Linked DNA regions of Homo sapiens: region 2 is linked to region 1. A link is an interaction called in ENCODE POLR2A ChIA-PET data of the cell type or tissue named here. Cell type or tissue: HepG2. All regions are shown on one strand. Each heading gives the region's core, and the rest is flanking DNA. Links, peaks and the distances in the headings are about the cores only. Region 1 overlaps ARHGEF28 (Rho guanine nucleotide exchange factor 28). Region 2 overlaps ARHGEF28 (Rho guanine nucleotide exchange factor 28).

Region 1 (7,083 bases), core at 876-5,875:
CATTTCAACATTTCCTGGGGCCTAATGATTTATACTAAAGTATGCATTTTAAAGATTGAATGACAATTATGAGAACCTTGGGTAAAGCCTAATTCCTGTATTTTTCAATCGTTGATTAATAAGCAATACATTTCTTGATTGAATCTCCTATTTAAAAAAAACAAAAACAAAACAAAACAAAAAAACAGAAAATCAGGCATTCCTGGAGCCCTTGAAGTGGAACAGTAATGGATTCTGGCCCACTCCAATCATTAACTGCTGGGCCGCTAGTATGGCCTGTCCTGGGGCTGCCTATGCAAGGAACAAGCCAACTTTTGCAGACCCTAGGAGTACATCTTGGGCAGCCTGGTTTTAACTGCTTTCATCATGCTCCGCTCTGGACATGGGTCATTTCCAAAGGCACTGCTTCTAAGTCACATCCTCTTACCTTCCCGCTGAAGGCATAAGGATAAGAAAGTACTAGATATACTTTTGAATTGAAATATGGTATTAGCGAGTTTCTGCTAATGTTATTTTCCTCTTGTTACCAAATCCTTGCTCTAAATTTTCACATCACTCCCTCCACAAGCCAGTAACATATATGTGTTCAGGACAAGGAAAGAGCAAGAGAGCATATCAGACATTATTTCTGACCTAACTCAAGAGAGGTTTGCCAACAAGCCAGTAATTCCAAGCTCTCAAAGCCACTTTCATGATTTCTCAGGTGACTTGAACCTACATATGAGAATGATGTTGGTGGTGATTAGAAGGAAGGGAAGAATGATTAAGAAATTCAAGCCACCTCAGTTTTAAAGACTGACAAAAATACTTATGATATCCTGTAAGCGACAAGAGACTACAGTTCACAAACTGGCCATCAGGATAAAAAACCAAGTCCCTTATATTTCTCCCACTATATGGAGGGGGCATGTCTGGGTCCTGGGAGATGGGTCCCCATGTTAAGATCCCTGTAAGCAGAGACAGCATCTGTGAGGGTCATTACTTCACCATACCCTCAAGAACAGTGCCTGGCACCCCCCACCCCAGATGTTTGTTGAACATATGAATAACACCCCCTCATCTGTCAAATGAGGGAATTGGACCAGATCATCTCTAAGGCCCTTTAGGCTCTAAGGATCTGTGATGCTGGGACTCTGTCCAGCTCGCATTACAGCATGACCAAACCCGCTCTTCATAACTAAATCACCATGATTTAATAAAGAACGCAAGTGTGAAACATGGTCTAACAATCCCCACCTCTCTGCTACCAACCTTATTTTCACTCATCTTTTATCAGTGGCAAATAGTTAATCATCTCCATATCCCAGGTACCTGCTTTCACTTGAGTCATGTTTAATTTATACATAGCTATGCTATGACTTTCTGTTGCAGCTCGTACTGGCCATGCTTCAACTTTGGATTTAAAAGGAGAGCATGATAAATGCATTCCCTACAACTCCAATGGATTCTCAAAGTTCTCCACTGGCCTCCTCATCATTAATCCCATGTCTCTCCAGTGTTGGGCTGCCCAGGCCCCAACAACACTGGGCCACATAAATACAAAACTAAATAAAGCAGATTACAACCCAAATTTAACTGGGTTAGAATTGACACAGAGATTTGGTAGACTCTACAGAACGGTACCTATCCTCAAGAAGCTCTCAATATACCAGAACTGATAATATTCACTCCAAAGTAATAATGACTTTGTGTATCTCCTCCCTCAAAAACAATTTACATGGTTTTTTATTTACTATTCAGGAATAATTTCAAACTTACAGAAAAGCTCAAGGATATCCACTATTTTTTTTAAAAAAGCTGAAAGAATAACAGCAGCACAAAAAAATAGCAATATATACTATTTACCCAGATTTACATATTGTTAACATTTGACTGCATTTTCTATTTGTGTACGAGCTTGTTTTTATAAGCGCATGCTTGTGCTCATATATATATATATATATATACCCCCTGAATCATTTAACAGTAAGTTACATATATCATGGCCTTTTAATATACGACTGTATCCACCAAAGATACACAGGCTTTCGTGTTGAAATTTTTTTCAGTCTGTTCCTTATAACATCTATAAAATCAATAAAATAGAAAAATCAATTTTCTTAGATAAAAAGTAAAATTAATCTTTAAAACATTAATTTTAATGTCTTAAAATTGTATATTGAATATAAGCTATTAAAGTCTTCAATGATAGAATTTAAAGGATGGCAGCTGAGCAACATGAAAAATGTGTTCAGGCTGAGTCTTTCTACTAGCCCTAGACGGTAAATGCATCTTATTCCTGGGGTTGGCCTTGATCTAAGCTAAAGAGCAAACAAGCCAAATAAACACTTCTATTGTATTTCAGAAGGAAGAAAGAAGATGCTTGAAGCTAAGCTGGTTTGCTGACAACTGCTAGCGTCCATCCTCCTCTGGGAGAAGCACAGGGTGACAGGGTAAGCCATCCTGCTCCCTAGAACAGGTATGCTCCCGAAGGACAGCACTGCAGAGGCAACCCGCTTAGAAACACCTTTTCTGCTTGTAAGCTTATGAAAATGTTCCTTTTCTCCTTGAATTGAAAACATAAGCACACGCGTCCCTGCACAAGACAAGAACGGGGAAGGATTACACACTATCTTATTTTTTTAAACCTCAGAAGGCAACAATCACTGCCAGCTAAGCCCAGCCGAGGATGGGATAACAGCTTCTCAGGGCACTTCCTCTACACCCTAACACCAGCTTGCTCCTTGTTTCCATGGCCCACACTACAACAAGAATGGATTGCAAGTAAGAGAGAATAAGTAATGTAAACCCATTCCATTATCAATCACGCTCAGATAAATGGCTCTTCTTCCTTCAGCAGTAAAGGATTTTACTTACTTGATCATTATTTTTAGTAAACTATTTACAATGTGACTGTATTCTCTGAAGATACACAGGCTTTTGTGTTGAAAGTATTTTTTTCAACTCCTTTCCTTATAACATCTATAAAATCAATAAAATAGTATAAAATAGAAAAATTTTCTTAATTACAAAAATTTTTTTAAATTACTATACACTTGAAAACTAAAACAAAAGATGCAGAAGCTGGGTATGAAACACATGCGTATTCTCTGCAAATCCCACTAAGACTGAACATGTTTAAATCAACAGGACTGTTTATTGCCAAGGTAACTCCAAGGTAATTCTGAAGAAGTGAATCCAAAACATTTACCTTATACTAAACTCCCTTCTTTTTTTTTTTTTTTTTAAAGAGAATTGCACATACATAATAACACCAAGGTAGGTAGATTCAAAGTGAAAGGAACATAAGAAGAATTAGTAGGTTTGCCTCAGAAACCTATATGTATCTGTACAGTGAGTGTTTTATAAAGGCACGTATAAACACGCGCTACATTGGAAAAACAGTCTGGCAAAGAAACACGGAAAAGAAAGAATAGGATGTCTGGTTTTGCCCGTGAAGGAAAGAAAAGATACTGCAATCTACCTTGTTTGGACGTCCTTCTTCGAATCTTCATTTTGGGAAAGGAAGGCCACGAGTAGTTAAAAGGTGAGTCGGAGTCAGAATCCATCTTTTTGTTTTGGTGAAATCAACAGATGAAACAGTAGAGACTCAGGAAGAACTCGGGGCGTCCCCAGCCAGGAGGCAAGCCTCCCCATGTGATGTAAAGGGAAGGAATGAGATTGGATGAAATAGCTCCTGCACACCAGGGAGGGAAAGGCAATAAATGTTTTGCTTCCTTCGGGCATTCAGGCGTGTAGACCGACAAGGAGGCTGTAAATATTAAAGCCAAACTAGGGAAGTAAAGGAGGGAGAAGTGGGGGAGCTAAGAGTGGCTGAAACACTGCAGTCCACTTATTCAAAAGGTCATTGGGAGCAAATGAATCATTAACTCCCCTCTTCTGGTTGCTGGAAATGGAAATGAAGGAGGAAGGTAACTGGGAATTGAAAGAGAGCTGCCTGTGATTCAAGAAAAGCCTCCCAGTGCAGGCTTGTTTTGCTCGGAGTGAGAATATTGCTTCTCAGAAGAGCTACCCGGTGCCGTGTTAGATAAAGGTTGAGGTTTATGTGTGTGGACAGCCAGAAAGCTTGATCCCCAGGCAAATGAAGGCCAGCAGACTCCAGGAAGAGCTCTTTCCAGAGCAGACTATTCTTTCATACCATTGGCAGCTTGGGCAGCTTTTCGGATCTAAGAACCAAAACAGCTCTCATAATTCATTTAACAATCCAGTCTCACCGCCCTTTTAATCCTAATGTGGTTGGAAGTTTTAACTTTTATATAGATTGTACTCATTTCATTAGATTTATACAAAGTTATCTACCACTGTTTAGCACAATTGGGGTATTTCCATATTGGTACTGTCACCAAGTCTGGCCGTCAATCATCAGGATTTTGGTGCCTTTATAGCTCCGATCTAAACTTTCAGTCCACCTCAATAGAGCTGGTGACTAATTTACCACAAACCAACAGTTCTTGCCGTCTCCCTGAACAATTCTCCAGTAATTAGCATTCAGGAGAAGCTCATTACTGCCTCCCCATAAATCGTGGCACTGCTCAGGCTCACTTCTCCGCTTCCTATAGGCACATAGATATCCATGCCCCAAATAAGCTCAAGCACAACAGCCGAGATCTGCAGTGGAAAAAAAGGATATCCCAAATGTTATCAGGCAGTCTCTTTTAAGCATTTCTTTTAGTAGAAACAATAGCAAGAAATGTTTGTTTTGTTTTGTGAGGTCACCTGATGTCCAAATAAACTAAACGACATTGGAAACATACAATATGAGGATCCATTAAGTCTGCAGACTTAGAAGGTGACAGTATGTGTCTTAATTAACATTCATTTCTTTGCTTCAGTTATTTCCTAAATTGTCGGTACTACTGTGCCACGCTGTGTAAGAAAATAGCTGCATAGCCTGCTCCATGGAAGCTAATCCTGTCTGATTGGGTAGGGGTTGAGTGAGGCATACAGGGAGAAGAGGAGAAAGGGGAGAGACCACTTAATTTCAAATTTAAATCAAAATCAGAATTACATAAATCACTACTGTGTTTTTATATAGTTTGTCACATAAACATACAACTAAAACAAAATACAACTAGAGTATAGTTACAAACATTGCAACTAAGTGGAAAGAAATACTGATACATTTTCTATTTTGTGGCTTTTTTTTTTTTTTTTTTGAGACAGGCTCACTCTGTCGCCTAGGCTGGAGTACAGTGGCAGGATCTCGGCTCATTGCAACCTCTGCCTCCTGGGTTCAAGCAATTCTCCTGCCTCAGCCTCCTGAGTAGTTGCGTCTACAGGCATGCACCACCACACCCGGCTAATTTTTGTATTTTTAGTAGAGATGTGTTATTTCTACGTCAGCCAGGCTGGTCTCGAACTCCTGACCTCACGTGATCCACCCACCTTGGCCTCCCAAAGTGCTGATTACAGGCGTGAGCCACCATGCCAAGCCTGTGGCTTTTAATTAGGTGAATAAGTACGTATTATTCTCAACCAGCTGGGTATAATTATAAGGATATGTAACTTTCAGCCCTTATATCCAGTAAAAGAGTTTTAGTCCATATGGATCTTTAATTAGAAAATATACCAAATCTTGTGGAAGAGCATTTACATTCACTCTTGATTTTAGAGCACAGAATGGTGCCTAGGACGCTGTAGGCAATTGCTGAAAGAATGAATGATTTACAATAGTCGGTCTGCCATGTCAATGACCTTTACCCTGTGGATGAAGAACCTTTACATGACAACTGATTAAAAACACATATTTTGACAAAAACATCTACAAGAACTATTATAAAGTGTTTAAAATATATATTTGTATTTTATTTAGCACAACAGTTGTAAAAAGGACAGTACTTCTGGGTAGAGAAAACCCATTGTTCTGAGGCTGCAGACAATGATGGGAGTGTGCATAGGTCTATGGCCTTTTGGCTGCTTCTAAGTTGTCTGTAGACCAAGGAAAGGGGACCTTCACTAGTGTGGACAATCACCAAACCAAAATAGTGTTGGATCAGGAGATACTGTTATTTTTCTTCAGCTCTACTTGCTACCATTAAAGAATCCTTTGAAATGCAAAATTTCCAAGGCGGTTAGAAATACTAAAGTCCTCATCCTGAATTGGTAGGAGTGGGTTTTGTAGCTCCTTGCTACACATGCTAAACCTCTACTATACCATCCCCTTAACTAAAGGTATAGGAATACTATACTTCTTACAGTTGACTGATGCTATGGGAAAGAGAAAGACATGTTTCTTATTAAATTACAAACAGAACAAAAGTAATACAATCTATAGGGGCTCCCTAACTTGTTTTATTAAGTTGGTCAGAAATGTGACAAAGCGTTCAGAAGACTACAAATGTAGAGAAAGCAGAATCGGGGGCAGAATTTCTCAGAGGCATCAGAATGGAGGAAGGGGCCTGAGGGAAAACTGTTCATTTTAAATGCAGATTATGAGATTCCCATCCCAGATGTGTTGAATCAATCTCTCTGAGGGTGGCCCAGGAATCTGCAATAATTTACAACAAGCACCACCCCTATGCCAAGCAATTCTCATGCCTATTGAAGTTTTAGAGTCACTCAACTAGGAGGTAGATAAACCCCACATCAGCAAGTTACTGGAATAGGCTGTTCCTCCCGTGACTACCAGTGACAGGTCAGAAGAACTTCAGGGCAATATAGACAAAGAGAGAGATGAAAAAAACTGCATAAAAAGTATTTCTATTAGCTGAGATTCCAGACAGATTCATCCTAATCTTATTCTTCCAAATGCAGTCCTTGTTGACCAGTTACATATCAAGTGATTCTTGATGTCAAAATTATTCTGAAACAGTATTGAACGACCTAACCAATACATGTGAGACACCCAACTGACATATGTGAAAATAACTCAGATATCAAAAGAAGAGACTTTCCAATGTACTCATTTGCTTTACCATTTATCAGTGTTTTCTAAAGAATAAAATGATTTCTACTGACTAGCCATGAACAGTTAACATACAACTAGAAAGTGAAGTCAAAAATAGTGTTTGCACAGCCCTTTTTATTTTTAGGCCAGCTTACCTCCTTGCTCACCAACACGTTTCTTCTGAATGTGGATCATTT
Region 2 (7,083 bases), core at 772-5,771, 140 kb after region 1:
GGGGCCTGTAATCCCAGCTACTCAGGAGGCTGAGGCAGGAGAATCACTTGAACCCAGGAGAAGGAGATTGCAGTGAACCGAGATCGCACCATTGCACTCTGGCCTGGGTGACAAGAGCAAAACTCTGTCTCAAAAAAAAAAAAAAAAAAGAAAAGAAAATCAAATGTGACTGGTAGATTGTATGGTGCGGAGTCAATCAATTTGATCAGAAAATTTCACACCCCCCTCCTTAATTAATCATATACTACACACACAGACACACACACGGTTCACGTTCTATCCATTCCTAGAATTACCACAAAATTGAAAAATATAATTTGCATAAGACTACATAGTTAGAAAATTGCATAAGACTACATAGTTAGAAAATGGTGTTCAAATGCAGCCTGTACCACTAACCATGATCCTATGTTCCTTTTTAGCCAAGGAATTGAAATATAAACTTTATAAATATGCTTATTTTCTTTTTTTTTTTTTTTTTTTTTTGAGACAGAGTCTTGCTCTGTCACCCAGGCTGGAGTGCAGTGGTGCGATCTTGGCTCACTGCAAGCTCCACCTCCTGGGTTCATGCCATTCTCCTGCCTCAGCCTCCCAAGTAGCTGGGACCACAGGCACCCGTCACCACGCCCAGCTAATTTTTTTGTATTTTTAGTAGAGACAGAGTTTCACAGTGTTCGCCAGGTTGGTCTCAATCTCCTGACCTTGTGATCCGCCTGCCTGGGCCTCCCAAAGTGCTGGGATTACAGGCGTGAGCCACCACACCCGGCTGCTTATTTTCATACTTTATTTTCATTTTCACACAATGGAACCTCAGGCAAGTCTTTTTTCCACCACTGCTTCCTATGAAATGTTGGTCTCCATTTTAAGGAGATTCACATTAAGGGACATCCCTGTGACCCACTCAGTAGAAAAAAAACAGTTTCTTCTACTATAATCTCACAACATGCTTCAGCAGGGGGATGGGGAATTTCCTTGCTTGTTGAAGCAAGCAAGCAATTCTGCAGCAGACACAAGCTGGGTGTCCTCCAATTCCCATACTACCTGGAGATAGCATCAGATCCCACAGGTTGAGGACTCAGTCCCACAAGACTGTCCCACATTTCTGATGCCAATGCAAGTCTCAGGTTGTTTCACCTGTGCTCTGACCAACTGACTATAAATCAGGGATCCCACAACCCTCTCCTTGGGTTTGACTAATTTCCTAGTGTGGCTCACAGAACTCAGGGAAACACTTACATGTACTGGTTTATTATAAAGGATATTACGAAGGGTACAGATGAAGAAATGCATAGGGTGAAGCATGTGGAAAAGGGCAAGGAGCTTCCCTACCCTCCCCTGGGTGTGCCACCCTCCAGGAACCTCCACGTGTTCTGCCATCCAGTAGTTCCAAGAACCCAGTCCTTTTAGGTTTTTAAGGAAGCTTCATTACATAAGCATGACTCATTGCATCATTGGCCATTTGTGATCAGTTTAGTCTTCAGCCCCTCTCTTCTCCCCAGAGGTTGGGGGGTGGAGCTGAAAATCCCAATCCTCTAATCTTCCCTTAGTCTTTCCTGTGACCAGTGCCTATCCTGAAACTACCTAGGGGCTGCCAGCCACCAGTCACCTCATTAGCATAAAAAATACATCATTTGGGAGATTCTAAGGAGTTTAGGCATTGTATGCCAGGAAACAGGAGAAAGAATGAAGTCAAAATACCGTGTATGTTTCACAATATCATACCTGCTATCCTCAGATAAGGGGACCTCGCATGTTCCTGTCCTCACTTTACATATGAGGAAAGAAAAGCTCAGCAAAGTTGTGGCACTTGACTGAGGTCCAGCAGCTAGAAGTGGCTTAGCAGATGTAAATCCAGCCTGTCTGATCCCATCCCATGTTCTCTGTAGCCTCAGCACAAAGTCCTTTTGTAACATACAACTGGTCTGAAAGACAGTGATTTGCTTGGCTAAAAGACAGCAAAAGCTTCACAGTTAGGAATACAGGCTTGGGAACAAGCTGCATTGAATCTCAGCTATGGTATGTTTTGTTTTTGGTTTTGTTTTTGTTTTGAAACAGAGTCTCACTCTGTCACCCAGGCTGGAGAGCAGTGGCACAATCAAGGCTCACTGTAGCCTTGACCTCCCCAGTTCAAGTGATCCTCCCACCTCAGCCCTCTGAGTAGCTGGAACTGCAGGAGCATACCACCACACCCACCTTTTTTTTTTTTTTTTAAAGAGATGGAGTGTCACTCTGTTGCCCAGGCTGGTCTTGAACTCCTGAGCTCAAGCAATCCTCCCACCTCAGCCTCCCAGTGTTGGGATTACAGGTGTGAACCACTGCCCCGGCCTACAGTATGTCTTAATTGCATGACTTTAGGTTCACTATTTTACTTTCCTTGGCCAGTTCCTCGTCTGTCAAGTAGAATTAATCATAGTACCTATCCCAAAGACTGTTGTGACGATTAAGAGATTTGATAGGGTAAAAAGAGAAAAAACTTAGTGTCTACCAGAAACACTAAATGCTAGTTGCAACTATTAACTATTATTATTATTATTACATGTTAAGTATATAAAAGGATTTTTTAAGACTTTGAATATTTATTTCAAATGAAATCACTCAGAATCTCTAAATATTAAACTGACCAAAATGACTCAGCAGTAACTGGTAATTGGGGCCAGGAGGGTCTGAAATAGGCCTACCCAGCTCAGCCTAAACCTGATGGCCCAGAGAAACCTCCAGGGATCAGGAATTCCAAATACATTGTACCAAATAAATGTAAGACATAAAGCTCCACAGAATTTTATTTGATTTTATAGAGCTGAATGGTCCCCCTACAGTTTGAAAATTCAAAGGACAGAGCAACAACTATTGAGGTAATTCTATTTGCCATGTTAGTTTGAAACTTTCTGCATTTGGAAGGAAATGCTGACTCACAGTTCCTTATACTAACCTAGGAATGTAGGCTTATAATTGCATTTCACAACTGTTATACTAACTGGAAAAGAACAGTAAACAGCTGGGAGATAAGGCCAAGTCTAAGTAAAAACCTTCAATGCCAGCACAATGGAAATGGGTAGGGAGACAGTATTTGAAATAAACCTATTATTGAACACACAACAGTGTCTATAGACCTGTTTCAGACTACAGTTATCTACCTGAGTTATGCAGGTCTAAGCTGCTTTAAGTGAAAGGGTTGAATTATTTGGTAAACTCAGTGGGGAGATGTCTGAAGATTAGAAAGGAAACAACAAAGTAACTGTTCACTAAGATCTCATTAATTCAAACTAATGGTGGTTGTGGGGATAGGGAGGAAGGAGAGCCAGTCAGTCTGAAATTGTGCAGCCTAACGTTTATAAAGTACAAAGAGGAGCACAAGCTAGCTGCTAACAAAATGTTCCGCCAAACCTGTCACACTCACTTGTATTTCGCAGGATATATTTGCACACAAAGTGATTAAGCCCTTTAAAAGCTTGTTCTCAATCTATCAGACATCACCTTTACAATCTTACTTATGCTATGAGTCTGTTTAATGTATTGTTCATGTCAACGCAAAGCTCAATCATCACTCAAGCATCATGGGCAAGATACGACCTACCAAGGTATCAATTTCCTCATTAGCAATAAATTTCTAAAGTATGTCTTTCATGTCCAAAACCCAATGTACTGTCACTTACTATGTGCAAAGCACTATGCAGGCCATCTAGGGAAGGATATTAAAATATATAGAATGCTGACTGTATCATTGATGAGCTCAGAATCTAGTTGGGATAATATGATCTACATCCATGAGAAGCTAGAGGATGCAAGGAGGAAGACCACTGGACTGGCAGAACATGGTAATGTCAGGCAAGCATAAACAGATAAAGAAGTTCTGTAAATGGAAAGTCGGAGTTCAGTATGAAGACAGATAAGGACATGCTATCTTTAGGAAACACAAAGGAGTTTGAGGGGTTGAAGCAATAGGTTTATGAACCAGAAAGAGCAAACGTCATCAGCCTCCTATGTTTATACATAATCCATCCTTAAAACACACATACTACATTTGTGACAAAAATGAATAGACTTATAGGGGCCAGGAGTCCTTTTGCCAGAGACCCAGCAATAACACTCTTAATTACACATTTCCTTTTAGCCAGAATTTTCAACAACATATATTCTAGCTTTTCCTACATGTGCTTTACTTTTGCCCTCCCCTCACAATGAAATATATTATCAAGTTCTTTGGGAGGCCAAGGCGGGTGGATCACCTGAGGTCAGGAGTTCAAGACCAGCCTGACCAACATAGTGAAACCCCATCTCTACTAAAAATACAAAAAATTAGCCAGGTGTGGTGGCAGACGCCTGTAATCCCAGCTACTCTGGAGGCTGAGGCAGGAGAATCGCTTGAAACCGGGAGGCGGAGGTTGCAGTGAGCTGAGATCGCGCCACTGCACTCCAGCCTGGGTGACAGAGCGAGATTCCGTCTCAAAAAAAAAAAAAAAAAAAAAAAAAAAAAAAAAAATATATATATATATATATATATATATATATATATATATATATATAATCAAGTTCAATGAAAACCCAGCTGATACTGACAATTCTCTGCTTGGGCACACCTAAGTATCGCTGTATTGTTTCTCACAACTGCATGTGATCATATCAAATTTATCAGATCCTTGCTTCTTCATCAATATCTCATTTCTATTTATTTTCCCCTCATTTTTATAAAGGTAGAGCAAGAAAAGTAATAAATCACATAGACAAGAGTCATGCTGCTAAAACTGAACTGGCGGGTACAAAAGCCCAAAAGTTCATTCATTTGCTGATACCTAAAAGTCTGAGTTCAGTATGAAAAGATTGCTTCTTGTGGAGTAGCTCTTCAATCTATCAACGTTTAAGGTAGCAATCTGGCAATGTCTCCCAGAGAAGTAAAGGAATGTATTACTGTGAAAGGAACACTTGGGTCAGGTCCTAGATAAAGCCTGGCTGAGAAACTTGCTCTTACTTTTGTAAGCTACAGGGTTTCCCACTTTTTACTTTGATGAGGGAGGGTAACTCTCCCTAGAGTCTTATGTGGGATTGCTGGAAATTAATGCAACATTAATTAAGCCATGAGTTCATAACATATGGTCCATCAACAAACTTTATAGAGGCCATGAATTCCATGAAATTAGATGCAAATTATTCTGTGCATGTATATTTTTCTGTCAAGATTCTACAGTTTTCATCGGATTCTCAAGGGCCCGTTAGACCTGAAAAAAAAAGGCTAAGAATGCTTCTTTTAAACCATGCCAGACATCAAAATTTCGCTCTGTGAAAGCCCATGTAAGGAGGATGAAAAGACATGCTCCAGAGTGGGAGAAAATATTTGCAAACCACATATCCATCAAAGGGCTAGTATGCAAAATATATAAAGAACTCTCAAGCAATGCAATTAGAAAATTGACAAAAGACATGAACAGACATTTCACTAAAAAGGATATACAGATGGCAAATGAATATTTTCAACATCATTAGCCATTGGGGAAATGGAAATTAAAATCACAATGAGATATCAATGCATACCATTCAAAATGGCTAACACACAAAAAAAGTGCCATCACCAAATGCTATAGCAGATATGGAAAAACTGGTTTTTTTGCTGGTAGAGATGCAAAACAATAAAGCCACTCTGGAAAGCAGTTTAGCAGTTTCTTAAAACCGAACATGCAACTGCCACCAGCAACTGTGCAAAAGGGCATTTTCTCCTTGGAGAAATAAAATGTGTTCACACAAAAACCTGTACATGATTGTTCATAGCAGTCTTATTTGTAATAGCCAAAAATTAGAATCAGCCCAAATGTCTTTCAACAGGTTAATGGTTAAACTTCAGTATTATAGATAATACAGAAACCAGAGCAATGTATACTACATATCAATAAAAGGGAGCAAACTATTGATACATACGAGAACATGGATGAAACTTCAGGAAATTATGCTGAGCGATAAAAGCCAATCCTAAAGGTTACAGTCTGTATAATTCCATATATATAATATTTTTAAACGAAAAATTTATAGATACGGAAGACAGTGGCAGATTAGTGGTTGCCAAAGGTTAGACACCACACTGGGGGAAGGGAGATGGCTCTGACTATAAAAGGGTAACAGGAGGGATCCTTGTGGTTTTGGAACTGTTCAGTATCTTGGCTGTGGTTGTAGATACATGAACTTACACAAATGACAAAATGTTATTGAAATTTTAAAACACACATACTAAAATATAAGTAAAACTGGCCTAGCACCGTGGCTCACACCTGTAATCCCAGCACTGTGGGAGGCCAAAGCGGGTGGACCACTTGAAGTCAGGAGTTCAAGACCAGCCTGGCCAACATGGCAAAACCCTGTCTCTACTAAAAATACAAAAATTAGCTGGGTGTGGTGGTGCATGCTTGTAATCCCAGCTACTCGGGAGGCTGAGTCACCAGAATTGCTTGAATCTGGGAGGCAGAGGTTGCAGCTAGCTGTGCCACTGCACTCCAGCCTGGATGACAGAGTGAGACTCTGTCTCTAAATAAATAAATAAATAAATAAAGTAAAACTTAGTAAAGTTGAATGAGATGGATAAAATTGTGTCAATGTCTATATTCGTTGTTATATTAAGACTACAACACGTCTGAATATAGCTTTATAAAATGTTTCCATTGTGGGAACTAGGCAGAGTATACAAAGTATCTCTATTGTTTCTTACAATTGATAACATGTGTCAATGTCTAGATTGGTTGTTATATTAAGACTACAAGAAGTCTGAATATAGTTTTATAAAATGTTTCCATTGGGGGAATTGGGCAGAGTATACAAAGTATCTCTACTGTTTCTTACAACTGCATGTGGGTCTACAATTACATCAATTAAAATTTCAATTAAAAATTATGCTAGAATGTATGCCTCCTATTAGTTTTCTCTCCTTTGTGGTGGCTACTATAGGTGGTGTTTTCTTTTTTAGTATTATTATTTACATTTTCCAATGAGTTTGCTACTACTGAAAACATTTTTAGAACTTATTTCACAGCTTGTGACATGTTGTTTGGATTATTTTGTGTGGCAGAAAAGCTTTATCCTTTAAGAATGAATTGGAATTTTTAA

The links. ChIA-PET counts read pairs that join two places held together with the same protein. Peaks named below come from ENCODE experiments on the same cell type or tissue, not always from the same donor. Only the 100,000 strongest peaks of a DNase experiment are listed, where the experiment ranks them.
Region 2: POLR2A ChIA-PET joins it to region 1 with 8 read pairs; 5 of 35 experiments call an interaction of 5 or more read pairs at or near these places.

The regions. Positions count from the first base shown.
Region 1 is chr5:73,810,054-73,817,136 of GRCh38, reverse strand. The region is part of intron 9 of ARHGEF28 (Rho guanine nucleotide exchange factor 28); the gene reads right to left. Among named protein-coding and RNA genes, the nearest start is that of ARHGEF28, 190 kb to the right of the region's middle. In HepG2, for the core only: no CTCF peak of the experiment used is centred there; a DNase peak (open chromatin) is centred at 3,786; H3K4me3 peaks cover 3,818 bases.
Region 2 is chr5:73,669,136-73,676,218 of GRCh38, reverse strand. All of the region lies in intron 1 of ARHGEF28 (Rho guanine nucleotide exchange factor 28), which reads right to left. Among named protein-coding and RNA genes, the nearest start is that of ARHGEF28, 46 kb to the right of the region's middle. In HepG2, for the core only: no CTCF peak of the experiment used is centred there; DNase peaks (open chromatin) are centred at 1,888 and 2,968.